Regions from separate parts of the Homo sapiens genome. Here region 2 is linked to region 1. The links are chromatin loops, found by intact Hi-C in ENCODE. Cell type or tissue: A673. All regions are shown on one strand. Links, peaks and the distances in the headings refer to the core of each region. The heading gives the core; the rest is flanking DNA. Region 1 has its middle 160 kb from the start of LINC02238. Region 2 has its middle 200 kb from the start of LRRIQ3.

Region 1 (16,262 bases), core at 4,798-9,797:
GTTTTATGTTATATGTATGCTACAACAATTTAAAAAAGATTTTAAAAACTGGCAGTGAACCCAAAAGACAAAGTATAAGCAATCCAGAATATGTTTTTTAAAATTTTTGGGGTATATTAATAAAATGAATATAAGTTTGTTGTTATTGAGTTTGTTGTTTGTGTTTGATGTTGAGGGAAGAGGAAGAAGGAGTAGGGGGATCAAAGTACTTGCTTAATTCATCATGTGATTCTTAATTCCTCCTTGCATTCAGTGCCAACAATTGTGTTGCTTGAAAATTGACTAAAACCAGTGCTGAAACGTAACATGTGAATACATAAGTAGAACACAGTGTGATTGCTTAGGATTCAGTAGGTGTTTTTGACAGATTTGATAAATTAATGAATAATAAGATGTTATAATAATATAGGAAAAAGAAGAAACCCCTCACTAACATTATTTTAATGCCTTAACTGTAGACGTAGACATTCCACAAAAGAGATTCAGAATGATGTTGTATATTACTCAAAGGTCTATAAAGAGTTCTTGTTTTCCAGACCAGAAGTTTATGAAAATGATTCACACAAGGATTAAGCCGCAGCTCGAGTAATTGGATCCAATGAAGGAATAGAACTGTTTAGTGGTTAAGAACTTAAATCATGCTTGGTAATTAGATAATGTGTGTTTCATTCCAGGGATGTGAATTGTGAGACTGCCTCATGTAAAGGGCATAATGATTTATCAAAACCAGAAGAGGAACCTATTTATCTCTTACTCTGGTAAGAAAAGTAGGCTTAGCCGAGCATGATGATGTGTCTGTAGTCCCAGCTACTTGGGAGGCTGAGGCAGGAGAATCCTTGAGCCCGGAAGTTGGAAGCTGCATGAGCTAAGACCCTACCACTGCACTCCAGCCTAGGTGGCAGAATTAGACCCTATCTCGAAAAAAAGTTTAAAAAGGAAAGAAAAATAGCCTTGGATGTCTACAACAACCAATGCATCTAACCTAAATCTCTGTTGACATGCAGCCTCAGCTAGTTGAGAAGCAAACCCCAAAATTGTTCCGGTAAAAAACCCCAAATCGCATTGGATGATAAACCTGAATTATCAGGTTTTGAATTGCTGAAAAACACATAATTGTGTCTTTTATGAATGACTATGTTTAATCTTGGGAATATTTAAAATTAAGTTTTAAATGATGAGATAAATCAAATCCATAGTATTCGTAGTTTTGTGTTATATTTGGAAATAATCTGTGCATATTTAGTATTTTGAGTATTTGTAGCATTGAAGGGGATTTGGCATTTTAGGGGTACAATTTGGCAATTTAAAGTTTTTAGCAGATTAGACTTGTAATTTTAATTTAAAATTTGTCACTAATTGTGATTTTTTATACCAAGATTTTCTTAAATTTGTGAAAAATTATTAGTATTTTAAAGAGACATTAAAATTATTAGTTAAATTTTTAACTTACAAGAACCACATAAGAACTTATTAGACAATCAATGTACCTGAAAAATAAGATCGAAATACTAAATTTGTGTGTAGATTAAAATGTTTAAAAATTTTTAATAAATAAAACTTCTCATAAAAGTAATTATTGACATGCTGGATTTATCAGCAGAATAACATGATATATTTAAATTAGAAGTATAGCTAAAAATTAGGTTTTTAAATTTTTCCATTAATAAAATATTAATAATATAGATATTGAATAGCATTTATTTTGTATGAAAGCTACCTTCAAAGACACCAAAAATCTCATATTGATACTATTTTTGACTCGATTAAATTACACAAGGAGGTAAGGGGTAAAAGAATAATTGTTGACACATAATTTTAGTTATTTCAAAGGTTTATTACTTATTTAAATGTGTTATTTATGTAATCAAAATAAGTATATATCTTTTTTTTTTTTTTAAGGCAGGGTCTCACTCTGTCACCCAGGCTGGAATGCAGTGGGCTGATCTCGGCTCACTGCAACCTCTGCCTCCGGGGCTCAAGCAATCCTCCTACCTCAGTCTCCTGATTAGTTGGGACTACAAGCACCCACCATCACACGAGACATTTTTTTTTTTTGTATTTTTCATACAGACAGGTTTTCACCATGTTGCCCAGCTGATCTTGAACTCCTGAGTTCAAGCGATCCACCAGCCTCAGCTTCCCAAAGTGTTGGGATTAGAGGAAATACATATCTTCTTCTTCTTCTTTTTTTTTTTGAGATGGCGACTCCCTCTGTCACCCAGGCTGGAGTGCAGTGGCATGATGTCGGCTCACTGCAACCTCCACCTCCAGGGTTCAAGCAATTCTCCTGCTTCAGCCTCCTGAGTATCTGGGACTACAGGTGCCCACCACCATGCCCGGTGAATTTTTGTATTTTTAGTAGAGATGGGGTTTCACCATGTTGGCCAGGCTGGTCTTGAACTCCTGACCTCAGGTGATCTGCCCGCCTCGGCCTCCAAAAGTGTTGGGATTACAGGCATGAGCCACCGTGCCTAGCTGGAAATATATATCTTTTTAATGAAGAGCTTTTCTCCTGCTTCTAAGAAGTAATAAGCCCAGTTTCACATAGATTTTCATATATTTTTTGATTTCTCAATGTGTTTTCATTCCATTCACAGAAACTCTTTTCGATGTTTAATTAGATACATTAATTGAGTTTAGACTTAGAAACTATACTTCTGAGTAAACAGTTTTTCAATAGTAGTTTCTGAATTCTATTGAGGTTTTATTTTTCTTGAAATTTTTATGTGCCTTTCTTTTTCTCCAAACACCCTTCAATTAATACTATGAATACATATTCAGCTAAGAGAATTTGAAGGCAAGACAAAAGGTAATTCAACAAACACAAAACATTGTGTTATGAAGGGACATCTGTGGAAGCTCTTGGAGGTAATGCCCCAGACCTCTAGCTCATAACTAGTAATGAAGATATGTTTGAAAACAAAAGTGTTCCATCCATAAATTCATCTGTAATTCAAACATTGATTCTTAGACATTTTGTTAAATTATACAGTGCAATTTTCAAACAGACTGTGATGGTTAATATTGAGATGGTTAATATTGAGATTAACAGTTGAGTCAATGGGCTGGGGAAGGCAGATCCACCCTTAATCTGGTGGGCACAATCTAAACAGCTACCAGCGAATATAAAGCAGGTGGAAAAACGTGAAAAGGAGAGATGGGCCTAGCCTCCAAGCCTAAAGCTTTCTCCTGTGCTGGATGCTTCCTGCCCTGGAAAATCTGACTCGGACTGGCTCTCCTTGCTCCTCAGCTTGCAAACAGCCTATTGTGGGACCTAGTGATTGTGTAAGTTAATACTAAATAAACTCCCCTTTATTGTTGTTTGTTGATTGTTGAAAAAGCCCACCATAGGGATACTGTTCTGAACACACTGAAAATGTCAAATTCCCAGTTCAGAAGGCACCTCCTCATTGATCTTAGTTATCCCTGTGGTTTTGACTATTAAAGTGCTGGAAGATAATCTTGCTATGGCATATATTTCCTTGAGAGAATAACAAGTTTGGTTTTTCAAAGCATAATATACTTATTGAGATATAATTTATATGGCCTACCATTCACTCATTTTAAGATTACAATTCAATGTTTTTTAGTATATTCACATATTGTATAACAGTCACCACAATCAAATTTAGGACTTTTTGAATCACCCAAAAAAGAAATCCAGCATCTGTTAGCAATCGCTCACCATTTTTCCCAGTTCCCTGCCTCTATCAATATTACAAAGCAACCAATAATCTACTTCCTGTCTGGAGACATTTGCGTACTCTGGATATTTCATGTAAATGCAATCATACAAAATGTGCACCTTTATGACTGACCTTTCAATTAGCATAATGTTTTTAGGTTCATCCATATTATAGAATGTATCAGGACTTCATTCCTTTGTTTATTTGTTTGTGGTTTTTTTCTTGCTGACTTGAACAGTTTGAAAATTGATTTTTAAAGATTAAGATATCATTACACACACAAAAATGCTCAGATCTTAAGTGGAGAGTTTAGTGAGTTTTGACAAAGTATATGCCCATGTAACCAACACATAAGTTGAAACACAGAGCATTGTTATCACCTTAAAATACCCCCAAATGACCCTTTTCATTCTTTGCCTCTCCCCATAAAAAGTAAATATTATTCTAATTTAAATTGCATAGATTAGTTTTGGCCACTGTTGGACTTTATAAAAATAAAATCATACAGTGCATACTCTTTTGTTCTGGATTCTTTTCCTAAACATAGTGCTTTTGAAATTCATTTATGTGGTAGGATGTATCAGAAGTTTCTTCCTCTTTATTGCTGAGTAGTATTCCATTGTACAGATAATATCACAATTTGTTTATTCTTGTATTGTTGGGCACTTGGTTTGTTTCTGTTTTTCTCCCAGATTTATGAAGGAATCATGGACAAATAAAAATTGTACATATTTATGAAGTACAGTGTGATGTTTTAACATATGTATATATTGTGAAATATATCAAATGAATTAGCATATCCATCATATATACTTTTTGTGGTGAGAATATTTAAGATTTAATCTCTTTTTTGAGTATATAATACATTATTATTGTTAACTATAGTGATGCTGCTGTGCAGTACATCTTCAGAATCTATTCATTCTAACTGAGACTTTGTGCACTTTAACCAGCATCTCCCCAAGCCTTCTCTGCTACACTCTCCACCCATGTCAGCCCCAGGCAAACACCATTCTATTCTTCATGAATTTAACTTTCTTATATTCCACATATAAGTGAGAACATATGGCATTTGCCTTATCTCACTTAGCATAATGTCTTTCAGGTTTTCCATGTTGTCCCAAGACAAGATTTCCTCCTTATTTTTAAGGCTGAATAGAACTCAGTTTTGTGTCTGTCTGTCTGTCTATACATCTATCTATCTATCTATCTATCTATCTATCTATCTATCATCTTTTATCTATAGCACATTTTCTTTATTCAATTTTTTTGTTGATAGACATGTAAGTTGATTTCATATTTAGGATATTGTGAATAATGCAACAATGGATATGAAAGTACATATATCACTTTGACATATGTAGTTATTAAGTTTTTTTGAATATCTACCCAAAAGAGGGATTACTGGATCATATGGTAGTTCTGTTTTTAATTTTTTGAGGAATCTTCATGCTATTGTTCATAATGGCTGCACTAATTTACATCCCCATTAACTTTATACAAGGGTTCCCTTTTTTTCCACATCCCTGTCAATGTCTGTTTTCATTTGCCTTTTTGATAGTAGCCGTTCTAACAGGTGTGAGATGATATTTCATTATGGTTTTTATTGGCATTTCTCTGATGGCAAGTGACATTGAGTACTTTTTCTTATGCCTGTTTGCCATTTGTGTCTTCCTTTGATAAATGTCAATTCAGGTCTTTTGCCCAATTTTTAATCATAATATTTGTTCTCTTGTTATTGAATTGAATTCCTTATATATTTTGAATATTAACTTCTTATTGTATGTATGGTTTGCATTCCATAATTTTTGGAATTTTGTGTCTTCATTTTCATGCTTCTCAAAGTATTTTATAATTTATCTTGTGATACCTTCTCTGACTCATTGGTTCTAGGAGTGTCTTAATTTTGACATATTCATGAATTTTCATTTTTTAATTATTGATTTCTAATTTCATTTAATTATAGTCAGAAATCACACTCTGTATGGTTTCAATTCTACCTTTTTTCATTATTTTTGAGTGGAGTATTCCATATGTGTTGGTTAGATCTAGTTGGTATATAAAATTTTTTAAATTTTAAATTTCATTTTATTTTCCACATAGTTGATCTAATTTTTATTACAATTAGGTATGGTAATTTCCAGTTTTTATTATGAGTTGTCTCTTTGCCTTTCAATTTTGTAAGTTTCTTCTTCATGTGCTTTAGGGTTCTGTTAATTGGATATATTTTTATAATTATTATAACTTCCTGATGAATTATTACATCATTGTTAATATGTCATCCGTTATGTCTAGTAACTTTCTTTAGTCTATTTTATATTATATTAGTTAGTTCAGCCACACCAGTTTTCTTATGGTTGCTCTTTGGATGACATATATTTTCATCCCTCCACTTTTAACCTATTTCTATGTTTGAATCTAAAGTATGTCCCCTGTGGACCATATGTAGGTGGATTTAAAAAAAAATCAAATTTGACAATCTCTATCATTTGATTAACTTTTAAAATCTATTTATATTTAATACTATTATTGATATAGCTGGATTTATATCTGCTATTTTACTTTTGTTTTCAATATGTTTCATGTCTTTTTTATTCTTCTTTAGTGCTTTCTTTAGTATCAACTGAATATTTTCTAGTGTGTAAAATTTTGATTTCATTGAAATGTTTGCTAATATTTCTTTAATGTTACAGTATAATGTTACCAGTTCTATACGAGTTTATCTTCTAGTGGATGCTTTAGGACTTACTATATACTGCTTTCTTATGAGTGTCTACTTCTGGTTTATACTAATTCCGGTGATACACAGAAACTCATTCCTATATTGCCCTATTCTCTTTCCCATTTTTGAACTATTACTGCTGTATATTTTACATATATACATGTTAACAACCCAACAGTCTATTGATATAATTATTACTACATATAATTTAATTTTTAAAGAAACTAGGAGAAAAAAAGAGTAAGTATATATTTCTAGAGATCCTTATTTTAATCTTTTTATTTATTGCTTCTGGTTCTCTTTATTTGTTCCTGTGCATTCAAGTTATTATCTCACAGCATTCTCCTACCACTTTGCTCTCTCTTTTCTCCTTTTCTTTATTGTTATCCAGTATATTCTATATTTCTATATGCTTTAATCCCAAGAAGCATTTATATGTAAATATATTCTTTATAAAATTACTTTTAAAGTAACTTATGAAGGAAATGAAGAAATATGCACATATGTTGTATTTAATAATTTCATAATTATTTTTACCTATGTCTGTGTTTGCATGTGTATTCTAATTCCTGTCTGTGCCACTTGCTTTTGGCCTTAAACTTTCTTTAGTATTTATTGTAAGGCAAATTTGTTATAGATGAATTATCATAGTTTTCGTTTATTTGGGAAAGCCCTTACATTGTCTTCATCTTGAAACATACCTTAGCTGAATACAAGATTCTTGATTAACTTTTTAAAAATTTATTTCAACCCTTTGAACATGCCGTCCCACTGCCACCTGGCGGCCAGTGTTTCTGATGAGAAATTAGCTGTTAGCTCTATTAAAGTTCCCTTGTATATTACAAGTACTTTTCTCTTGCTGCTTTCAAGATTTTTGTCTTGTCTTTGGCTTTCTATGTTTTTAATATGATGTGTCGTCTGTGAATCTTTTTGTATTTACCTTTTTTGTTACTCTCTTTGCTGATGTGATTTGCTTATTTACTCAGAGACTTGGCTGAACTATTTTACTGAAGTTCATTTTTCCCACAGTGAAGCCTCTGATGTCACTTCTTAGAGGAGAAAACCTTGCACATGCCAACAGTCACATTGGAATGATGGTTCTTTAGCAGGACTCTCTTTGTCTCTTTCCCTGATCACTGTTAAGCTAGCTGCCTCTCTTAGTGTCATACTCAGCATTAGGCTTTCCTAATTGCTATCTGATTGTGTTGTTGTTTTCATCAATGTCATGGGACATACATTTTTTTATACTCTGATCGAATTGAATTCAAGTTCCTTTGCAGGTCTAGTTTTTAAAGCCAGTATCTGAGGTTGGTTATGACTCAAGAAGACTCTTCTCAGCTGTCTGTTTTCCTGCTTCTCTCTGGTAAACTAGCTGCCCTATGTTTTAGGAGGAGCTAACAGCCTTTTCATAATTGCTTAACAATATAATCTATATTGTTTTCCCAAATACTCTTAGCCTTAAAAATTTCCACACCCTGTTCCAAATAAAGTCAGTTCCTTTGGGGAGAACTTCAGAGTTCTCTCTTATTATGGCCTGCCTCTTTCTCCAGGCTAAATGTCTGAATCACTACTCCAGAACTGAGGATGGTGATAGTGTCCTACTTTTCCCAGAGTGACAACACTGCTTTATCAGCAGCACCCTGGAAAAATGTGGTAGCATCAGGTTTTCTTGGCTTGCCTTTCCTGGCATTGAACATCTGCCCTACTAGCAGCTAAGGTAAGAGTAATTGAGGCCCCCGTATTCTCTGTGTGCCACACATGGAGTACAGACTTTACCCTCTGAGAACTGATTGGATGGAGAAGGGAAATGCTCAAATTCTTGTTGGCACTTGCCTGGAATTGAACATCAGTAACACAAGGCTGGGGATTGTGAAAAATACTGACAGCCTGAACATACCATGAAGTTACTTTAGCCTTTCACTGTGAGCTTGGGCAAAAGGGAGCACCATCTTCTTAGCCACAACTTCCTGGAGCAGAGTGTCCATCACACTGGAACAGGAGAAGGAGGAAACTGGTAATGGCTCAAGTACAATAGACTCTCACCGTTCTGACAGAACATTAGCATATTTTCTTGAACACATTTCTTAATTGTTATATGCCTTTGGTAAAATTTTCAGAGACCTTAAATGGTTATTTTTAAAATATACGATCTTCACTAATTATGGTTGTTTTACTGGATAACAGGTCCATTGAGTGCCTCATACAACCATTATGAAAGTGAACAATAACAGTGATTTTGAATTTCCCTGAAGAATTAATGCTAAACCAGAGCCACAAAAAAATAGAAAGACCAGAAATTTCTTTCTTTAGTGCGTATGCTTCTACAATTTCAGCAAGTGCCCAAATGCCTATCTATTTTGGCTCCATCTGTGACCCTTCCAGGGTGGTCTGTCTCTCGTCAATACTGGATGACAAATTTGCTACATTACCAGACACAAAGATCATTTAATCAACTAAATTGTCTAACAGAGTATAATACTGATAGATCTCAGGACATATCCAAATTTTCTTTTTGAATGGAAGTATTCATTAATTTTATAACCTAATCAGAGTGTTGGTGGTTGAATAGAAATTCTTCAGGGAAGTTTGGGGGTTAAGTGTGGGGGAGATGAAGAGAAGCAAGTCATCGTAACTGCTACCTGGGAGGCATAAGAATCACTTGAACCTAGGAGGTGGAGGTTGCAGTGAACTGAGATCGCACCACTGCATTTCAGTGGATAGAGGGAGACTCTGTCTCAAAAAAAAAAAAAAAAAGAGAAAGAAAGCAGAAGGAGTAACAGTGTGTCTAAGAGAACATGTGAACTTGAATTAAAAGAAACTTTATGTGGCTGGGGTAAAAGATAGGAGGTAAAATATGGCAAGATATTTAATTTTGTACTTACAAAGGGCTATAGCAAAAGGTCCTTAATGTCAGGCTCAGCAGTTTTGATTAAACAGGAAAGTGGCATTGTGCCTCAGTTACTAGAAGAGTTAGATTGGAGTACATTTTTAAAACCTTTCTTTTGTGAGCCACTCTTTAGTTTTATTTGAATTGAACTTTCTCAATTCTTCAAGAAACATTCTTAGAACTTGGATAAAGTAGAATATCATGTTCCTCAGAGTGATAAAGAGTTTATAAAGTAGAGCTAGTGGGCATAAATGGATTGCAAGGCATCTTTTATTTCCCTGGAATCATAAAAACAGAGAAAATTATTACCAAACCATGGAGAACTCTGCATATAAATCATAGATGGAACTGAATAACTGGAACCTAGCAGAGAAATGACATTGTCAAAACAGCTACAGCTCTATTATGCTGTCCACTTTAGCCAGGTCACACACTCAATTGGATTAGTAACACTGCTAGGTTAGCTGAGTTAAAATTGGATAGAACCAAAACAGATTCATAAGGCTTTGGGTCTTTGGTTATGACAGAAAAGCACCCTGGGGAAATCATAATATCCACAGTTTATATTCCATTGGGCTGTTTACTATCAGACCAAATGGGTTTCAGAAAATTGCTTATTCATGTTTAATTTGGTGAATTGTTCCCTTAGCCTTTAACTCTTGCATTTATATAATTATAATTACAACATAGTTATTACTAATTAAGAAAATGGAAGATGTTTCCCCCTGCGCCCAGGCCAAACACCACAGGATTGTGATTCAGTAGAGTCTTTATTTATTTATTTATTTATTTATTTATTTATTTAAGACAGAGTCTCTCTTGTTGCCCAGCTGGAGTGCAGTGGCACCATCTGGGCTCACCACAACTTCCTCCTCCCGGGTTCAACCAGTTTTCCTGCCTCAGCCTCCCGTGTTGCTGGGATCATAGGCATGCGCCACCACACCCGGCTAATTTTGTGTTTTTAGTAGAGACGGGGTTTCTCCATGTTGGTCAGGCTGGTCTCGAATTCCCGACCTCAGGTGATCCGCCTGCCTTAGTCGCCCAAAGTTCTGGGATTACAGGCGTTAGCCACCGTGCCCAGCCCTTTTTTTTTTTTTTTTTTTTTTTTTTTTTAATTGAGACGGAGTCTCACTGTCGACCAGGCTGGAGTGCAAAGGTGCAATCTCTGCTCACTGCAAGCTCCGCCTTCCAGGTTCGAGCGATTCTCCCACCTCAGCCTCCCAGTAGCTGGGATTACAGGCACGTGCCACCAAGCCCGGCTATTTTTTTTTAAAAAAATTATTGTTATTACTTATTTTTAGTAAAGACGGGGTTTCACCATGTTGACCAGGCTGATCTGGAACTCCTGACCTCCATTATCCTCCTGTCTCAGCCCCCCAAAGTGCTGGGATTACAGGCTTGAGCCACCCGGTCCGGCCGCATCAGAGTCCTTCTTAGGGTGTCTCCTTTAAACAATGAAGTCTGGCACAGATTTTGCCACATAATAAGACTCAACAATGCGTGTTTTAAATTACACTGAAAGTAGATGACTTTTAGTGCTGGGTGCTGTGGCTCACGTCTGTAATCCCAGCACTTCGGGAGGCCGAGTCAGTCACATTGCCTGAGGTCAGGAGTTCGATACCAGCCTGGCCAACATGGTGAAACCCCCGTCTCTACTAAAAATACAAAAATTAGCTAGGTGCGGTGGCAGGCGCCTGTAATCCCAGCTACTTGGGAGGCTGAGGCGGGAAAATTGCTTGAACCTGGAAGGCGGAGGTTGCAATGAGCCAAGATCGGGCCACTGCACTCCAGCCTGGGCGACAGAGTGAGACTCCGTCTCAAAACAAACAAACAAAAAAAGACTTTTGTGCCTATTCTGTACCTAACATGTTTTATGAAGAACACAACTCCAAAGAATACAGAATTTCCCATTTCCTTCTCTCTTCTTCTCCTTAGGGTCAGTAGTTCACCCCCTCTTCTAAGGGTAGTGTCCTTAATCCCACATTGCTCCTGGGTGAATTTATGCTTCTTAAAAATTGGAAAGCTGAATTGATTACTTATGAAATAATTGGGAAATAAATACAGGAAACTCTGGAATTTCTTTTCACAGAGAAGTATATCTGAGGATTAGTCTGGCTATACTTAGATTAGAGAATATTAGATAAAATGGCGCTTCTATTTAGGAAGAAAGCAATTCCTCTCTTAGGAAGATTTTAAACTTTTAAAAATGTGTCTTTTATTACAAATAGTTTTGAAGCATTTGTAAAGTATGGAAAGGTACAAATAACAAAATTAAATTACTTATATTCTCATTATTCAATCCTAAATTCTGTGAAGTTGAAGTAGTTCTTAACACTCTTTCCTCTATATAATTTTAAAACGATTAGATCATATAGTTTTTTCTTTTAATATTATTATTTGTACCTTTTCCTATTATTAAATAATCTTTAAAATAATTTTATTTGTTCTCAGTCTGTTAGACATTTAGATTGTTTCTACTTTTCTACTTGAATAGTAGCACGGTAATGATGTTTATGTATCCATATTTGTTTGCCCTTTTATTATTATTTCCTATATCATTGTTAGAAAGTAATTAATAACAAGATCTGAAGTAAACTAAGGATGCTAAATAATCAGCACTCAAATGACTGTATATTATTAGTTGATCATGACCTTTGTATTTTCTACTGAGTCTGGTCAAGACTTCAAAATACTTCATTTTTCATATATATAGTATATATTATATATATTTATATATTTCATATATGTATATATAATATATATAGATTTTATTATAAATATATATGTGTTCAAGATATTCCTTCAGTTTGAACCTTTTCATCTAAAAATTTATCCCTGTATTTAACGAATTCAATTTCTACTTTTGAATTCTTGACTTCTAAAATTACTATATAGGTAGCTTAATTTATTAGTATGATTTTTGTACTCTCTTTTTTTTTTACTCAATCTCCTTAACTTAACTCCTCCAGATTTTCTTCACTCTCTGAATGTCTTGCTCCACTGCCAGACTAGCCTTTTTTTTTTTTTTTTTTTGCATCCTTTCTTGCTGGTGAACTTTAGTAGAGGAAGAAAAATACATTTTGTTTTCTACTCTTTTAGATTATCAGCTGATACTGTGTAACGAAAGAAAGATTAACAAAAGGAAATAACACAAATGTATTTAATATGTTTAACATGGCATGGGAGCCTTCCTAAGGAAATAAAGATCACAGGATATAGTTAATCGAGCATTTTTATATGAAGACTGAAGAATAGCAAGTTATAGAAAAATATGATAGGAGAAAAGGGTATGAGCTAGGGGTAGGAAGCTAAGGGAAATCTTAGCAAAGCCTGTTGGTTCAGAGTTTTATTGGCTTCCCTCTGTCTTTGGAGATAGAGATGCTCTTTTCCTCTGGATGAGAAGAGCACCTCTCACATGAGGGTCTGATGAACTAATTTAGGAGAATTTCAGAGAATCCTTCCTATACCTGCCATTTCTCAAATTTCTTTAAAAATATTCAATATGTCATGGAGCCATATTTTGGGGTTGCATGTCCTCAATCCTGTCATTTTCAATATACCTCCTTGCTGATAAAATTAAATATCAACTCTTAATTCCAGCAATTGAGGCTTTTTTCCCCACTGCACACTCCACCCCATCTAGTCTGATGTCCTTAAAATTGTATCACTCATATGAAACTCCAATAAAACCAGGCTACTTGCTCATCATGGCCCTTCCTTGCATAATATCCATGGCCTTCCCATGACTACCTACCAAATCCTTCTTATTCAGGTTCCATCCTCTACTTAATGACACTTTACATTCACTATCCATATATTATTTTTGCTCATTTAAAATCACATAACAATTTTATCTTAATAATGGCAACTATTATATTATTACATTGTATTATAGGTGGTTACATATTTTCCTTGAACTTCTTCTGTCAGACAGAGGACACCTTGCAGAAAGGGTGTCCTTAAATCCTTAGAACCCCTTCACTCTGATTCAGTGGCTTGCATAGGACTCAAACACATTAACTGAATAAACTCACTCAATAGAGATCAGTGATTTTTACAACTATAAAATAGCATTTTTATGACCCTTCTCCAATGACAGATTTTTGAAGCTAATGTAACCAAGTTTTGAGCTCTTTGAATTTTTAGTGATTAAAGAGGAAACATATCCCTAATGATAGGGAAAGTAGGTTTTAAAATTATAATTTTATAGGAAAATTGAACAAAGAAATAAATGCAAGTCAATTACAGTGAAATGATTTCGGCAACGATGGCTTAGCTTTCTTTCTCTACCACAAAATAAAAAACACTTCCTATTCAAGAAAATATTTAATTATCTTTGACTAGCTGGAGAAAGAGAAAAGTCCAACCAGTAAGAAATCCAATGACATATTAGAAGTTTGGATTTCATATCAGTATGGATATTGTATGTTTATTTTGTACAGTTTGCATTGAAGTCACTGCTTTGATTTCAGTGTTTAACTTCCTGGACTTTATTTGTTAGTGTCTCAACTTCATCAATATTGGTATGTAGTGCTTTAATAATGTATATTTAGTAGCATCTCTTAAAGGAAATCAGTGATTAGTTACAGTACTTTTTAATTTTACTTCACATGTAACATTCATGTTTGATGGTACTGCACGTACTTATTACCAGCATTTTCATGGAGATCAGCACTATAACTAAAACATAACTTTTAATGATAGTGTTATCAGTCTAAATTGGAGAATGCTAGCATAACTAGGCTTACTAGAGTATAATAGGAAGTAGTGACATTTCTGTAGTAATCAAATGTGCAATGCCAGGAAATTAAGAAAATATTTGTTTCCGCAGAAAAATGGAAGAAGACCCCTTGAATTTACCATATATTATAAAAAGCTTGAAAGCAGAGTTCCCTTATGGAAGACCTTTGTCTGCACATCAAAAAATGCAGCTGTTGTCATTTGCAATGTTTTATGGTCTTCAAACTATACTGCGAAGATCAGTGCATTCTTTTAATGCCATCATTATTAGCTCATGTAATCTTAGAATCTTCCATTAAAAGTTCTCCAGTAGCCTTAGCTGTTCAATTAGTCGGTGCCATACTCTAATGTTCACATGTTGTATTTATGTAGGATAATTAGATCAGCTTTCTGAGGTTATTTTTAGTCTTTTTAAAGAGTTGAGAATGCAATACATTTGCTTCATGCTGTTATTTATGGGGAAAATGACTTGTATTTGATGATAGTTTACTCTGCTGGTATTTGGAGAAAATTGGCAAAGTTTTGACTTTTTTTTTTTTTTTTTCATCAATGGCTTCTGTTTCTGGCACTTGCTTTTAAAAAGTGCCATGCCTGCTGCTGTACATAATAAATTCATCACACCACGATCCAGCGCCAAGTCAACTTGGGAAAAAATAGCCTGGGCTCTGTGTCTGGGCTATGCATTCTGGAAATGATGGACTTATGCATCTTAAACCTAAAGTCTCATTATAAGACTGGTGAGAACCATATGGCCTAAAAAGCCTGAGGAAAATGAATAGAGAAGTACATCTGGCTCTTTTGGCATATACCACCACATTCTAGTTTGAGTCACTGTGGAAATGTGAATAGGTCTTCGGGAGTGAGAGAGTGATCTGGTATTTCAAGCTAGGTTAATAAGCTGTCATTTCAGTTTGGGATGATGTTTGCTATCAGCAAGAAGGATTGTTTCTGTTTAGTTCAACCATCACATGGTTAGAGCTTATTAGGTATCACAGTGGCATATAGGTGCTGTGGAATGTGATTCCCTGCCCCGTTGAAGCCTGCAGGGTAGTGGGAAAACAGTTATATAAATGAATAAGTACAATATCATGTGATAAACGCTATCTATGAGATAAATAGACCATGCAAGCTGGAAGAAATGAATATTTGAAAACCGTACCCTCACCTACCTAGGTTGAACCCATCAGCTGTTTCTGTGCTGGGGTAAGAATGGGGGCTCTGTACTGCTAACCAGAGCCTCTCAAACTCATCCATGGCACCCAGGGTCTCTTACTAGGAAACATGTTTCAAAAGTGTGGTTATACTTACTCCAGAAATTTCCCTACCTTTCCAAAACAAAAAGTACCTTGTTAAAAAGGTTATAGTTATGTGACAAGCATATACTTCATTTTTACCTTGACATTTAAGTGGTTAAACAATTCATCTTGAAGATGAATCACTAGGATTAATGCACGGAAAGAATTCTGTCTGATATGTAAGGGACATTATATATTATATCACATTTTTTGTGTGCTCTTTAATTTGTCTGTCAAACTTATTTAAACTTCAAATGACATCTGCTCAGGTGTCAACATTTTTTGTTGTTTTTTAAGTTTTCCTTAACCCTTGCTTTAAATAAGAGATATACATGTCTAACTCTATTTCTTCTATCTTGACATGTATCACATTATATCCAGGCTTTACAATTTATTTGCTGTGTGATTATGGACAAGTGATTTAACTTCTCTTTCCTCAGTTTCCTTATTTATAAAACAGACATAATGACCTTTAATTTTAACTTTCTCTGAGGGTTAATTGGACTTTGTATGTAAAGAGTCAGGCACAGTATCTGGCACACAGAGATTTATGATCACTGTATTTGGCTTGTCTATGAGAGTATGCACTTCTTAATGCCAGGGACGGCTCCTTGCATATGGTCATATCTCTATAAATCTTGGCTTTACCTAATTATGTCCCAGTCCTTCTAGATTATAATACCTTTTAGGTAAAAACGGTTGTAAAATGTTTTATTGTTTAACCTGTCAGAGGAAGCATCTCATTTTAAGTCACGGAAATCCCTTAACTTGGAAGATCCTTCAGGCATGATAATCAAGTAGGGTTGTATAATCTTGTTCCAGGGCAGTGGAGGTCTTGGGAACTTGGGGTGTTACATAACTCTAAACTTACATCATGCCCTCAACTACATATTCACTTATAATTCTGGAGGCAGAATTATTAGCAAAATGGA
Region 2 (16,262 bases), core at 4,335-9,334, 160 kb before region 1:
CCCAGCTGCTCCGGAGGCTGAGGCAGGAGAATGGTGTGAACCGAGGAGGCAGAGCTTGCAGTGAGCCCAGATCCCTCCACTGCACTCCAGCCTGGGAGACAGCAAGACTCTCTCTCAAAAAGAAAATAAAAATAAAAAAGGAAATAGTAAATAATACATTACTCAGAATGCTACCAAAATGTACATACAGCTTATTTATAGAATAAAAATGTGTTCTATTAATTATGTTACCTTAAATGAAATCTTCCCTCCATCCACATGGTCGAACAGGATTTTTTCTCATTTACTGAGGAGAGTGAGAAAGAGAAATGTATCCCCTTGGAGCTGCGTTCCTCCAAAGTGGAGTGTCTTTATCTTCGTTATCTTTCTACATGATGCAAACAATTGGCTTGTCCCTAAGCAATCATGCTGTAATTAGTCAATAATGACAGTAAACAGGGGTCCCAGTCTCTCTCCAATAGTTCACTCCTCCAACAAAATTATTTGCAGAGTTAGTTTAATGGAGTGCTGTCAGCAGATTAACGGCCTCACTTTGAAACAGTGTCAACCTCTTGACTGGACATGTTTTTGATAGGTGTCCTGGCACATAGCTACAAGTAAGAAACTATTAGCTTGTAACAATGTTTTATTTCTCTGAAGCCTTCAGATTGTGTACTTTGTTTGCAGAAATACACCAAATAATCAAATTTATGTTTCTTTATTTTACAAAAATAAAAAAATGTGCTTTTTGTTTTGTTTTCATTTTTGAAAGGTGACATAAAAGTGTTCTAAAGGGCTACATAGTTTCATATTCCAGTTGTGAAAGGCAGGGAGAAAAGATCCTATAAAATACTGTATTTATTTCTCCCAAGAAAAAAACAAAACAAACAAACAAAAAAAACACTTTTCTATCCAGTGAGTGGAGGATAGTTGTGTTTGTGAACACAAGTTGGTTTACAAAACAAAACAGCTTTTGTTCAAAGACTCACTTCTATACCATTTTTTTTAAAAAAAAAATCTCAAAATACCTGTTGTATTTCACACATTTTTCTTGCATGTCATGCACTTCTGTGTTCTGAAGCAAAGCACAGTAGAATTTATTGTGCTGGAAAAGCTTACTCTCTGAGAGAGACATCTGTTTTAGATATGCATTTTTGGTGTCTAAGCCTTTTAAATCTGGCCAACTTATAATGAAGTGCTCTGGGGACATTAGCAACTAACCCTATTTGGATGAAATCAAATATGAGATTATTCTACATAAAATATTACTTCTTTGTATCTGACAGCTTTAGAGCAATATTCCATTGTATTAAAATTAGTGAAACTGATCATCTAAAAATGAGTTTGGGGGCACTTTTATTCACAGAAAGAAATATTGGCAGCAAAAAATATATTTTTTCCTGAATAATCTGATTATTTTACTATTTTATTAAATTGGTAAAATTAAAATAAATCAGTAAAATTAGATACATTAGACAGCTTTACTGAGTACTTACTATGTGGAGGGGGCACTGCTGGGTGTTAAGAAGAGAAGGATGAACAAGATAACATAAGATGCTGGCCTTGAAGGAATTTAGGCAATAGTTGGGGAAACGGAGAGGTGCTCAGGTAATTATCACAATAGACAGTGATAAAAGCTGTAATAAGATTTAAGTACTGGTACTGAGTGCTTAGTGGCAGTACTTAATGGTAGTGGAAGGTAACACCTAATCTATCCTTTGGAGATGCAGGAAAGATTTATGCAAAGATGAAAGGCTCAAATGAGTTAGCTGCTTGCAATGAGTGACAGTGGTGAAAGAGAGTTCCAGGCAGAAACAAAAGCAAGAGCAATTTCCTAAGAGACAGAGAGTGTAAGGTGAATTTAAAGAATTGAACTTCATTTAAATAAGCGCCTGAAAAAGCATTATAAGAATTTGGTACGTTATCCTGAGAGCAGTTTTGAGCTAAGATAGGATTTTAAGGAGGGGAGTGGGTGACTTAAAAAGATCATTCTGGGTCTAATGTGGAGAATGGATTAGAGGTGGACAAGATTGGAGATAGGAAGCCCATTAGGAGGTTATTAAAATAATCCAGGCAGAAGATGGTAAGGCTTGAATTTACGTAATGGAACTGGGGATAAAGGAGGTCAACAGTTCAAGGGATGTTAGCATTTCTCTTTCTCCCTCTCCACCTCCATTTGTGTAATGTGCATTAACCAGTGGTTTTGCTTATATCTGCACTATGACAGAATGCCTGGAGATCTAGATTCCTTAAGATCTTTGATATTACAAAGTGATAATTTGATAGGAATTTTATGAGTAATTGCTGAAACAACTGCTAGGTACTTGAAGAGGAGAATGGACAGGTCATGTATTTGTGGATATGAATGATGCAATCTCAATCTGTCCACAAAAGATAGCACAAAGTGTCAGGCTTCTGAGCCCAAGCTAAGCCATCATATCCCCTGTGACCTGCACTTATACATCCAGATGGCCTGAAGCAACTGAAGAATCACAAAAGAAGTGAAAATGGCTGGTTCCTGCCTTAACTGATGGCATTACCTTGTGAAATTCCTTCTCCTGGCTCAGAAGCTCCCCCACTGAGCACCTTGTGACCCCCGCCCCTGCCCGCCAGAGAACAACCCCCTTTGACTAATTTTTCACTACCTACCCAAATCCTATAAAACGGCCCCACCGCTATCTCCCTTCATTGACTCTCTTTTTGGACTCAGCCTGCCTGCACCCTGGTGATTAAAAAGCTTTATTGCTCACACAAAGCCTGGTTGGTGGTCTCTTCACTCGGACATGCATGACACAAAGGAGATTCTAGGAAGGAAGACTTGGTCTTGGCCACTTAATTAAGGTAAAATTTCAAGGACATTGCAGTGTCAGTATTAAGACAGAGGACTAGTGTTATGTGTTGAATTGTATCCCCAAAAAAGATGCTGAAATCTTTACTCCCAATAACTGTTAAGTGTGACCTTATTTGGAAAAAGGGTGTTTGATGATTATCAACTTAAGACTAGGTTATTAGGGTAGACTCTGGTCCATTATGTCTGTGTCCATATAGAAAGGAAAAATGTGGACACTGAAACAAATGCGCACAGGAAAAATGCCATGTGAATATTGGAATTATGTTGCCCCAAGCCAGGAAACTACCAGAAACTAGGAGAGAGGTCTCAATCAGATTTTCCCCAGTGCTGTCAGAGAGAGCATGGCCCTGCTGACACCTGATTTTCAATTTCTGACCTCCACAACTGTGATACAAAGCATTTCTGTTGTTTAAGTGACTTTGTGGTATTTTGCTATGGCAGCCCTAGAAACCTAATACAACTGGAGAAAGGAAGACTTCAACTGGACACATGAGAGAATTTGCTAGATTCAGGAGAAGGAGGACATGTTGATATGCCAGTCAACTATTTCCCTATAACTGGACCATACTACCATGTGAGATGCAGCCAAATGTTCAATGGTGTATCTGTCAGTTCGGTGTGACTTTCTCACATTACTTCACTGACTTGTGGGAATAAAAACTATACTAGTTATCTAGCTAGGCCCATGATTCTGAAGCAGAACATTGATTCCATAGCCCTCCTAACTTTCTAGCCAGTACTCCTGTATTCAACCTATCTCCTTCTTTTATGCCTTATTCTTTTTCTTATCCCTCTTTTTCAACCTAAGCACTGAGATGTCTCTGTTCAACTATATTAACTTTGGGTAATAATATCAATATCCTTCCTCTGTTCTGGGCTCATTCCCTATTTCTCCACATTCTCCAATACCCTGTCTAGTAGGCAGTATTACTTCTATCAGTGAATTGAAACCAGCTGCAAGCAGATTTTGAAGAGTGAAACTAGAATATGAGGCTGTCCTGAAAGCGAATGTCTTTTTTTATTCATGTTTTCAAAATTATTTTATTGAGATATAACATACATAGAAATGCATATATCTTAAATGTATGGCTTGATAATTTCTACTTATATACATGTTACAGATGAATTTATATTCCCATGTTACCACAGCTTAGATGAAGATTATGATTATTTTGTATTATTAGTTTTTTAAAGTTTGCCTCTACTGGTGAGTGCATAGTGGTGTTTCATTGTGGTTTTAATTTGCACTTATTTGATGACGTGTCCATATCATTTATGTTTGGCTCTTGTAAATAACAAGAATTATTTTATTCCAATAAGACAAATTTTAATAATGAGTTTCGTATATTTATATTTACTGTGATTACAGAAATATTTGGATTTTTTTACCATTTACTTTATACTTTGTGGGTCATTCATAATGAAAAGAAAGCTAGGGTGGCAATATTAGTACTTGTGTGGTGAAGAACTAACTTTACCAAAAGAGAAGTCTGGCCTTTGTCTTGGCTCCAGGAGGTAGCCTCTAAACCCTTTGAATTTTCCAAGTAATTGGAGTGTCTTTGTTATGGTGGGCCTGTTAGAACCCACTTGATAGAGAGTTATGCTGATTAGGTGACTGATGGTTAGCTCCTAGATAGTTTATGCTGAGGAGTTGACTAGGTTGGATTTGGCCATACTGGAAAGATCAACCTTATATTTTTATATCACCCTAACCCCAGTGGAAGCGAGAGCTAACTGGAGACTGAGTCAGTGGACAATGATTCAATCAATTGTGTCTACAGAGTTAGAGTCCGATTTAAAAAAAACAAAAACAAAACTCTTAACACTGAAGCTCAGTGAGCTTTCCCTGGTTGGCAATACTCTTGAGTATCGTCGCACTTTGACACTGAGAAGATGATGAAAACTGTGTTTTGAACTCTCTGAGTCTTCACTCTATGCATCTCTTCTAATTTGGGAATATATATATTATATATGCTATATAATATATATATTAAAACTATAACTTTAAGTATTAGACTTTCTTCTAGTGAGTCCTGTGAATTTTTCTCTTGAAAAATCAAACTTGAGAGTGGTTGTTGAAACACTCTAATTTGTCACCAACTGGTCAAAAGTAAAAGTGGCCCTGGGGACTCCTGACTCTTAACCTGTGAAGTTTAGCCTACATCGGGTAGTATTAAATTATACAGAATTTAAGATGAATGTTATTAAGAATAAAGAGGGACACGATATATTATAAAGTAATAAATTTCTTAGGAAAATATAAACAGTCTAGTTAAACAGTCATAAAATATGGAAAGCAAAATCTGCTGGAACAGAAAAAAATAATTTATCCCTATAAGGGGAGATATTAATGTACTTTTATTAATCAATCAGTTAGGCAGTGAAATAAATTAATAATGATATAGACAATATGGACAGCATAATTAACAATTAACAAGTTTGATTTATCTATCTATTTAGCACCTAAGAAGTAGAAAATGCACATTTTCAAGCTCACATGAAACATTTTTAAAAAAATGACTGTGTGCTAATCATAATGAAAGTCTCAATAAATCCAAAGACAATGATAATATATACAACTTACATTAAAAAAAAAAGAAAACTGTGCCCTTTTGCTGAATGTACACTTTTATCTGTGTTTCTTTTTCAAGTAAGAGGCCTCTGGCACACTAAATAAGATCACTTGAGCGATGGAGTCTCTTTCTAATAAAAGTGATTGTAGGAGCTGTGGAGAGCCAGCGAGCCTTGAAATTTTGGCTCCTGCGGTCTGCCAACTTGATATTGGGAGATCACTCTCAGTGTGTGTGTGTGTGTGTGTGTGTGTGTGTGTGTGTGTGTGTGTGCATCTGTATATGTGTATGCATTTGCATGAAATTTAGCACCCCTCATTGACTTTACTCTTAACTCCAACTCCTTACTTTGTATCTTTTCTTCGACTATTTCTTGACTTTCTTGGGAGGCTGCTGGCATAGCTGTCTCAGTAATTAATGTTATGGAAAGTCTCATCAAGGATGCTGAACAGAAAAATGAATTCCAATATGCACAAATGTATAATATTAACATTTAGCTCTAGGGTATTGTTCTTAATTGTCTTGCATTATAATTTGTTTCATAACTGCTTCAATTGATCTTACAGTGATTCAAAATATTTTAATTGCAGGATGAAGTCCATTTAAAAGATTGAAAAATAAAAAATGATTCCAGGACCATGAGTTCCTTTGTTCTTTGTTTTTGATTTTTAATATTTCAGACTAGTGATTTTGCCTATGCAGTGCTATACTTTACTTTGTGCCAGGGCTCCCCAAACTCTAATGTGAAAACCATTTGCCTAATCATCTTGTTAAAGTGCAGATTCTAAGAGGGTCTGGGAAGAGGACTGAGATTCTGAATTCCTAACGAGCTCCCAGATGTTTCTTGTACCTAAAGTGTGGTCAGCAGACTGCACCTTTGCACATCAAAGCTCTGTATTGTTCTGAACTGTACTATCCTATTCAACATAGTACAATAATTGGACTTGTTCAGATATTTAACCCTGAATCAGTTAAAAATATTTTATAAACCAAAAAACATTTTTAAGAAAATATAAGATAAAACAGTATTTAAACATGGTGAGTTAATAAATAAATTATGTATATAGAACATAAACATTTGTTGTTAGGTCTGTTGAGAGGACCTTTTTTTCAACAAATGTGTTCACATACTTATTGCAAGAAAGAAGTGCCATTTGTTTTAATTTGATTTTGTAGTATTTACCAGTAGATGGCAGTACATATTCAAGCTTATGGCAAGACAGTTACTGTAACTAAAACAGTGTCCCCTAACATTCAAGAAGGCAGTCTTTCTGTAAGTGCTCCTCAAGCCCCAAGACAGAGTCATGGAACTCTTATTTGCAACGCATTTTTATTTGATATAGGCTCTAAACATCCTTTTTTATTCAACTTGAATGTTAATAAATATTTTCACTTTAGAAAATCAGAAAAACACTCTAAGAGGTCAAATGAGAAAAAATGAAGTTAGGACTATAGCAGATGGAGATTTAGTTTACATTTGTACATTGGGTGTGTGTAGGGGGGGAAATAATCCTCTTTCAAAGCATGTATCAAATAAAACACAAATCTGGAATTAGGGTAAAGAAAATATTTTTTAAAATTATCGCAAGGAGGAAAGAGAATAGAAGGAGGGGAATTGTAATAGAAGGAGGGGGACTACTGTAATAGATCGTGAGACCTGCCAGTATTCAAAGATTAAACAAAAAGAGTTTTCCTTTTATAATAAGAAGTAAACAAGGCTAGAAAAAAATTAGGTGTGGAGAAATGGGATGAAAGAGTGGACAGCAGATTGGACAGTAAATAAGAAACTGTGTTACTGAGATTATTCGCAGGAGTTGCTGTTAAGGGGCTGTCTGCTGGTTTAGTCTGAAGGTGGTTCAAAGTTCAGGGACCTAGGGGAAGCAGAGATGCTTTAACAAAGCTTGCTTAACAAGCATTTTGTTCTCATTGATCCGTGGGGACCAGCAGTTCAGTTAACTATTAATGAAGCAAAGAATGGGAGTTTGGAGGGTTTTGTCTGGATTGGTCATAGGTAAACCAAGGAAAGCATCCCTAAATAAGTCATAGGGAAGGCTGTTTCTTTGTAGTAAGGTATCTTTGGGGACACAAAAGGATGGGGATATTTCTTTAACACCTTTGTTTTCCAAGATCCCTGGGTTCTAGTAAAATTCTACATTGTCATAGCTAAAAAGTCTAAATAAGGGATTTAAATGAATTTTTATAGTTATGGTTGCATTTATTCCATAAATGTTTATTGGAATTCAAGCAATGTGTAGGAATGGGCTCTGGTCATTTAATGGTCCAAATGTTATGGCTAAAAATGCTCCCCAAGGATCTTACTACATATCCAGTCCAAAGCATTCTATAGTTACATAGGTAATTTGAAAAACATGGTTTGATTTTTTCCTAAATAATGTAAGTTAATAAGCCAAAGTAAATGCTTAATAAATGTTGGTTTGATAAATGAATGAATACATGTTCTGCATTAAACATATTATTACATGTTTATATATTTGACTGAACTGAATAAGACTTAAAGTTAAATTTCTCAAAATATTTCCTTGCTGCTCGTGGACAAAATCTTCCCAGGTATTTCCTATGAAGTCTAAGTGCTGCTTTTCAGGGTGCACTTATGTCTTTACTTGTAAGTTTACAAAATCGAATTTTTCTGTCTTTCTAGAAGTAGTATTGTGACTTATACCTTTCTGAATAAAACAGCAGCAACAACAACAACAACGTTTATGGACATAAACTGAGGGAATAAGGGCATATTTCAATTCCTATACCTAACATTAGGATTTCAAAAATAGGCCTTCTCTCCATCTCCTACTTACGAAGGGGATGTGATTTCAGGTGGAGAGTGAGGGTCTGGGAAACATCATTTATATTTAAACCCTTAATATATGTTTCTCATCTAATGCCCTCAATAGTATTGCAGGGTACATGTTTTAATAATGTTCTTATAGATTAAAATATTTTCCCAAATACACAGAAATAAAACACAAAAGTGACAGAGAGGGCTCTGAATAAATTCATTATATGTGTATATATATATATGTGTGTGTGTGTGTGTGTATATATGTGTGTATATATATGTGTGTGTATATATATGTGTGTGTATATATATATGTGTGTGTGTGTGTGCATATATATATATATATATATATATTTATTTATTTATTTTAACAAAATAATTACTCTATCCTGGAGCAGGGCAACATGCTGGAAGGTACAAGGCTAAAATAAAAATTGTCTCTGCTGTTAAATTTTTGCCACCTAAAGAAACCAACTAATGTAGATCTCAGGATAGCATTCTGTCTGAGTGTAGGGGAAGCAGCAGAGAGAAGTGATAAATTCTTCAATGGACAAAGTTGATGGTCAAGAAAGACTTGAGAATATGTGCCACGGGTTAGATGTTCTCCAAAACTTTGAGTCTCTACTTCCACAGTGTGAAGTTGGTGCTGGTAGAGGAATCTCCAGACAGGAACTATGTTTCTCCAGCCTCCTTTGTATACAGTTGCAGTAATGTGTTCTCATCTATGAGAAATTCTCCCCAAAAAAAGCTAAGCAGAAGTGATGTGTGCCACTTATGGTCTAGGTTTTTCCACTCTCCTTCCTTTTTTTCACCAGAAGCAGAGGACTCTGAGGCTCCAGTGAATGAATGATAGAGCAAATAGGTGGAGAAGCCTGTGAATGAATCACCATGTGGAAAAACAGGAACATGGTTATGTGGATGAAAAATATAATTATATTATTTTATGGGATTGAAATTTTGAGGAGTAGTTACTATAGCAATTACTGCAACTATAACTATTATAGAAGTTACTCCTAATCTGAGTTATGACAAGTTAACTCACGTAGCTCACATAATTTTAAATTGTAAGGAATCTTATACATTATTCCAGATTTTCATTTTATACAGCAAGACATATGCCTACAGGAGAGTCGAGGTTACATTGCTAATAGGTAATGAATTTAGGTCTAGAATTTTGGGCTTTCCTGCCCCAAAGCCCTGTCTAGGGGAGGAAGGTGTCATGCTGCTTTTATATAGCACTTAACGAAAATCACCCCATTTAACTTTTTATTGACCTTTAAGTTTATTTCTCTGTATTCAACAATCTGCAAAGAATTAGTCATGGTTTTTCTTATTATCACCTACTGTGTAGCTAAAGACAGCTATTTTCCATAAAAAATAATCACAATTATTTCTTGTTCTTAAGCTAAGATGTATAATTCCTTGAACAGTTTCACATTTATTGTATCTGAATTATCTTAAAATAAAAATGCCCACATCCTTGGTATTTTTCTTAAATAAGTGTATCTCATAACTGCCTAGTAGAAAGAATACTGGGCTAGAAATAAAAATTATATTCAACTTAGCAAATATCTCTGATATACTTATTATATGTAAGTCTTGGTACTAGTCTTGACCAACTTGCATTTTTAAGGAAAATGATTGCTAACCAAATATCATCTCCAGTTCAAACATGGTAGAATTATACTTTCCAATCTTTTTGTTGTTGGCTGGGGATTCTGTGATGAGTAATGGGGGGAAGTAACATCTTCCGGACCAGAGAAGTTATTTGCTGGTGGACAGTCTTCAGAATATTTTTTTCCCTGTGGCATAAATGCAATCAGGGTTCAAGACTGTGGCTGCTCCATCAGCCTGTGTCTCTCAATGGCAGTATCGATATCCTCTTCTTACCTATGATGGACCTGTAGCAGGAGCAATCAGCAAACCTTCATTGTTTCAGTATGTAGGAATTTGGAGAGTATTACTGCAGCATAACCTAATCTATGCTGACTGAAATAATGATGTTTCTGACATTATAAATGTGATCTTGAAAAATTCATTAAACTTCTTGGATGTCTAGCCTGCAATTTGGGAATTAACTGCTGTTTAGAGACCAAGTTATATAATTATGGAAAATACTAGACTAGGAGTCATAAATCCTTAGTTTTGTTATCTACCTGGTCACTAATTTGTATAACTTTGGGAATGTATTCCTTCTCTAATTTATTCCCAAATATCTATTGAACATTTATTGTGACTAAGTACCAGAAAACACAGATGAATAGAATCTTATTTATTGCCCCCACAGGAGCTCACAGGTGACACAGAGAGACAGAGAGATGTAAGTAAATATGATGAGATGTGGTGAGTTATAGTAAAGCGCAGATTTTTATGAGAAGTGTAGGAGGGACAATCAGGTAAAGGCACAGGGGAGTAAGGAAGGGATCACAGAGAAGACATTTCAACTTGAACCTTTTTATTAGAAGAAGTAGCATCTTTAGCAAGAGAAAGAGTATATGAAAAGATGTAAAACTGTATGTTTTAAAAGAGTAATCTCCTTTCTTTCTTCTCTAAAACTCATATGTCCAATTATTTGAGTGGGTTTTTATTTTCTGGACAGGAGCAAGATGTAGATGGTTCTGATGTTTGTCAAGGTATTTTAATGGCCCACTTAAAAAAAAGCCAATAATCTTTTGTGTATTTTCTGGAACCTACAAAAATAAAGTAAATTTTCTCTTCATTAGAATATTCAGCTCTACGTACATTGTGGCCAGGGATAACAGTACAAGCATTTTTGCATATAGAAAGAAAATTTCTTAAGGTGTTTCAGACTATTAATTTTTAATGTCCTTATAAATGGAATGGCTTGTATATTTGTATATGTGCATGTGTGTGTTTTAATAGTTACTCATTCCAAAACTACAGGAAAAATTAAGAGGTACATGGGTACCTCGCCTTGTCATGGCAATCTTAAAGAATATAAATGATGTCCCAAAGCATTTCTTAGAGTTTTCTATTATTAAGACTAAGAAAAAGGGCATTAATTATTATTTATTTTTTCTTTGAATACTAGGAACAATCGTAGTAGCATCTAAAGTTGTTTGTTTTACATTTATTTTAATTTCTTTAGTTATCAACAGTGTAATAAAATGTGTTACATACATAAAATCTTATTTTTTTATAATGATTTTTATGGAGAATTAACGGATGGGTCCAAAAAGGAAAAAGTGATGCTCCTCGTATCACCTTTCACTGTAGCTAGTACTGCTGCCGCAGTGCTATACTGAAGAACCAAGCATCCTGGAGTATCAGGTAGTGCCCAGCTGTAGGGTAAATAAAGACCAGAGTTAGAGCTGAAAGCAGGGGAGAAAACATATCTCATGTGGTAGCAACAGCAAAGGAGATGACTCACGATCAGACATGTGATATGCTCACTTTCCCCCAAATAAGCTAGAGAAAGGGAGGCTAACATTCTATGTTTACAGTATGAATGTGCCTGTCATAGTTCGATAAAAGTTAGTACCTCTGTGTGGCACATGGGTCTGTAGAATGGTAGACCCAAAGCTTGAATATGAGCAAGAAAAGTTCCCCAAATAAAGGGAAGGATCACTCTGAGAAAGACCAATGGACTTGATGTTAATCTCACATGGTAACAGAAAGCTACTGAAGAATTTTGAATAAGGGAAATCATAATACGATTTGTGTTCTGTAAAACACTCTCCAATAGATGTGTTGAAGATCGATCAAAATTAGGGGGAAGTGGGAACCCAAGGCAGCCACAGACAGACTATTACTGTCATATTTTCAGTATTTGGTGCAATATGTGGCTGGCAGAAGATGCAGAAGAATATTTGGGGTATGAAAGAGTGGAGGCAATGATGAGGACCTGAACTACCTTAGTGTCTCTGGGTTAGTGAGATATGTAGGATATAAAACTAAATAGCATGCGGATCACTGATTGGATATGAGATAAAAAGAATAATTTCAAAATGACTCAGATTTTTAGCTTGAATGAGTTCTGATGGCTTCACCTGAGGAAGGGAAATCAGAGGGAAAATAATTTCACCTAATTAAAGATCAATTTAGCCTACCTGGAGCTTAACTTCTTTATTTTTTAAATGAGGAAGGCAAACTAGGAAATCTCTAAGTTATCAGCCAGCTCCAACAATGTATGATTAGATAATTCTAAATATGTGATAAAAGAAAATACACTGCCATAAAAAAAAAGTTGGTGCAAAAGTAATTATGCTTTCAGGCTGTGAATGTTAAATCATTATAACTAGGCTCAAACACATCTTTATTAATGAAAATAGAAACCATTACAATCAACATATTTTTGCCAATGAAAAATAAGTTTGTTTATTCCTGTAGCATAAAAATCCATGCTTCAAGATTCTACAAACTCTTAGATAGCATTTTTTGCATCTTGCTCATTGTAGAAACATTTTCCCTGCAAAAAGTTGTTGAGATGCTTGAAGAAGTGGTAGTTGGTTGGCGAGAGGTCAGGTGAATATGGCAGATGAGGCAAAACTTCATAGCCCAATTTGTTCACCTTTTGAAGTGTTGGTTGTGTGACATGTGGTTGGGCATTGTCATGGAGAAGAATTGGGTCTTTTCTGTTGACCAATGCCAGCTGCAGGTATTGCAGTTTTCGATGCATCTCATGGACTTGCTGAGCATACGTCTTAGATGTAATGATTTCATCAGGATTCACAAAGCTGTAGTGGATCCGACCGGCAGCAGACCACCAAACAGTGACCATGCCCATTTTTTGGTGCAAGTGTGGCTTTGGGAACTGCTTTGGAGCTTCTTCTTGTTCCATCCACTGAGCTGGTGGTCGATGGTTGTCATATAAAATCCACTTTTTGTTGCACATCACAATCTGATTGAGAAATGGTTCATCGTTATTGCATAGAAGAAGAGAAGACGACACTTCAAAATGATGACTTTTTTCAATTTTTGCTCACCTCATGAGGCGCCCAGTTATCAAGCTTTTTCACCTTTCCAATTTGCTTCAAATGCCGAGTGACCATAGAATGTTCGACTTTGAGTTCTTCAGCAACTTCTCATGTAGTTGTAAGAGGATCAGCTTCGATGATTGCTCTCAACTGATCATTGGCAACTTCTGCTGGCCAGCCACTATGCTCCTCATCTCGTCACCTTTGCAAAACTTCTTGAATGATCACTGCACTGTAGGTTTGTTAGCAGTTCCTGGGTCAAACGCATTGTTGATGTTGTGAGTTGTCTCTGCTACTTTACGACGCATTTTGAACTCGAATAAGAAGATTGCTTGAATTTGCTTTTTGTCCAACATCATTTCCATAGTCCAAAATAACTATAAAATAAATGGGAAGTAATAAGTCATTAGCAAAATAAAAAAACATAAAGTGAGAAATGTTCATTAAAGTGATTTATAACCACATTTATTTAAGATTGTATTCCAGTATCAAATGGCAAACTTCAGCAATGCAAAAACTTTTGCACAAACCTAATATTAATTATTATTGGTAGAAACATTGGCTTCCAACAATGCAGTATTATTACAAGGGCCCAATTAGCACTGAATAAAGAAAGACAATTATTCACAGACTCTTCCTTGTCCTTTTTTTTTTTTAACATAATCTGCTATCTTATGCATTGTTTTCTTCTCAGACAGCTTTATATAGCTTACACATCTGCTTAGTTTGTGAAATATAGGTGCTCCTTGACTTAAAATGGTATTACATCCAGATAAACCCATTGTAAGTTGGAAATAACATAAATCAAAGATGCATTTAATACACCTAAACTACCGAACATCATAGCTTAGTCTAGCTTATGTTGAATGTGCTTAGAATACTTACATTAGCCGCAATTGAGTGAAATTATCTGGCAACACAGTCCACTATAGAATCTCTGTGTTTATCCTCATGATCCTGTGGCTGACGGGGGGCTGTGGCTCACTGCTACTGCCCAGCAGTGCCAGAGAGTATTATATTGTATATTGCTAGCCTGGGGGGAAAAAAATCACCATTCAAAATTCAAAGTATAGTTGCTACTGAATGCATCTAGGTTTTGTACCATCATAAACTCAGAAAATCATAAGTTAAACAATCGTTAAGTTGGGAAGCATCTGTACTATGATCTCAGTTTATTTATTTATTTTTATTCCTCATAATGTATTTTCTAATACACTCCCATTTTTTTACTCATCGTTAGGTGCCTGCTTGTGTTTTGATCTCGATTTTATTTCCATTCACTTTTTGTTAATTTTGAATTACTTATTCTTAAGATGTTAACAATTCTAATTTTCTTGGCATTATTTGAAAGACAATGTTTTTACTCTTAATCGTACTCTTGAGGGAGGGAGAGCACCAGGATAAATAGCTAATATATGGAGGGCTTAATACCTAGGTGATGAATTGATAGGTGCAGCAAGGGCATGTTTATGTAACAAATCTGCACGTCCTGCACATATACCCTGGAACTTAAAATAAAATTAAATTAAAAATAAAAAATATACTCTTGAAATTATTTATAAAGATAAATAATCAGAAAGTAAAACAATAATAAAAAATACTTTCACATTAACAACCAATGTGAAACAGGAATAATTTTAATAAGAAATGCATGTGATATTTTAGGGACATATAAGAATGCTTGAGTAAATGAAGCAATGCACTATATTTCTGGATGAGAAGACTGAATATTGTTAAAATGTCAGTTTGTCTAAACTTATATTGTAGGTTTATTGTAATTAAAATAGAATTCCAATTAGGATATTTTTCACCTGATAAAATTATGTTAACATTCTTCAGAACAATGCTCTGAAACAAATAATTAAAAGGAAAAAGTGATTTATTAAGAGTGCTCTCAGAAGAAACCTATGAGGGAGGGAGGTAAGCAGGATAAGGAAAGGAAATAAATTAAGCAACGATATAATTCAGATCATATACTTTCAGTGGGGCAATCTCACCCCCAAGGGAGTGAAAATTGATTGTTGGGAAGTGAAAGATATTATAATGGTGTGTAGCCCTCCAAAACACCACCATACACAAATAAATACATAGATGGTCTCTCTTGACATTAAAATTTCATGGCAGTGGATGATTAGGGGAAAAAAACTGTCTATGAAGTTTCTTTAGGGGACAATAGTGGAAAAAAGGGGGCTGAGAAACACAATTTTATGTGAAATGCAACCTCAGGATGATCTTAAGAAGATTTCTGGAGTATCAATTGCCCAAAGTTTATTTTGTCTTTAGGTAAGTGAGGCTCATATCATCAGTCATGAGATATGCGCCATCCTTGAGTGAGAGGGCATAATTCCCAGGCACTTCCTTATGCAGCAGCTCTAATCACTGAAGAGCCATTCTATGGAGGAGGTTGCCTGTATGAGCCATTAGCAGTGACATTCATAGCAACTGAGGGATGGCCACACTGAGCAGTGTATTCTATAGAAGGAAGAGATTTAGTAGTCACTGTTTTCACATACTATAATGTTTTGCATAGAAACCTGTGAAATTCAACAAACTATTAGAACTAAAAGGAGAGTTCTCAAGGTTGCTGGCTATAAGATTAACATGTAGAAACAACTGTTCCTCTATACTGGTATGAAACTACTAGAAACCAAACAGAAATTAAGATATTATTTTCAAAGAACAACAGAATTCTGAAGTATTTAAAAAGAAATCTAACAAATATACACTATTTGGGGATAAACCCTATCAAAGAACATTTAGAAAGACATAGATAAAATATATTTATGGACAGTATGAGTTAACAACCCAACCAATCAAAATTATGGAGGGTTTTAAGAAAATAATTAACAAATTTCCAAATGTCAGTTGTAGCACTACTTGAAATAGTGAAAATGTAAGAAATACTTAAGTGTCCATAAATAAGTGAAGACACAGCCACATAATGGAATATAAAAAATAGTGATCCAGACCTATGTTACTTGCTATGGTGAGATGTCTAATGTATATTAAGTGGGAAAAGCCAGTTGTAGAACACACTTGTGTGTGGAAGTGGCTTTGAAATTAAGTAATGAGTAGAGGCTAGAGGAATTTTGAGAAGTAAGTTAGAAAAAACCTAGATTGCCTCAAATAGA

The links. Hi-C counts contacts between places; a loop is a spot of excess contacts. Peaks named below come from ENCODE experiments on the same cell type or tissue, not always from the same donor. Only the 100,000 strongest peaks of a DNase experiment are listed, where the experiment ranks them.
Region 2: a loop joins it to region 1, with 9 times the contacts of the local background. A loop is called at or near these places in 13 of 110 quality-filtered maps.

Annotation. Positions count from the first base shown.
Region 1 is chr1:73,831,050-73,847,311 of GRCh38, reverse strand. No RefSeq gene overlaps it. Among named protein-coding and RNA genes, the nearest start is that of LINC02238, 160 kb to the right of the region's middle. In A673, for the core only: a CTCF peak has its summit at 7,192 (motif pointing left); no DNase peak of the experiment used is centred there.
Region 2 is chr1:73,988,886-74,005,147 of GRCh38, reverse strand. No RefSeq gene overlaps it. Among named protein-coding and RNA genes, the nearest start is that of LRRIQ3, 200 kb to the left of the region's middle. RefSeq lists an enhancer at 2,392-2,893. In A673, for the core only: a CTCF peak has its summit at 6,574 (motif pointing right); a DNase peak (open chromatin) is centred at 6,597.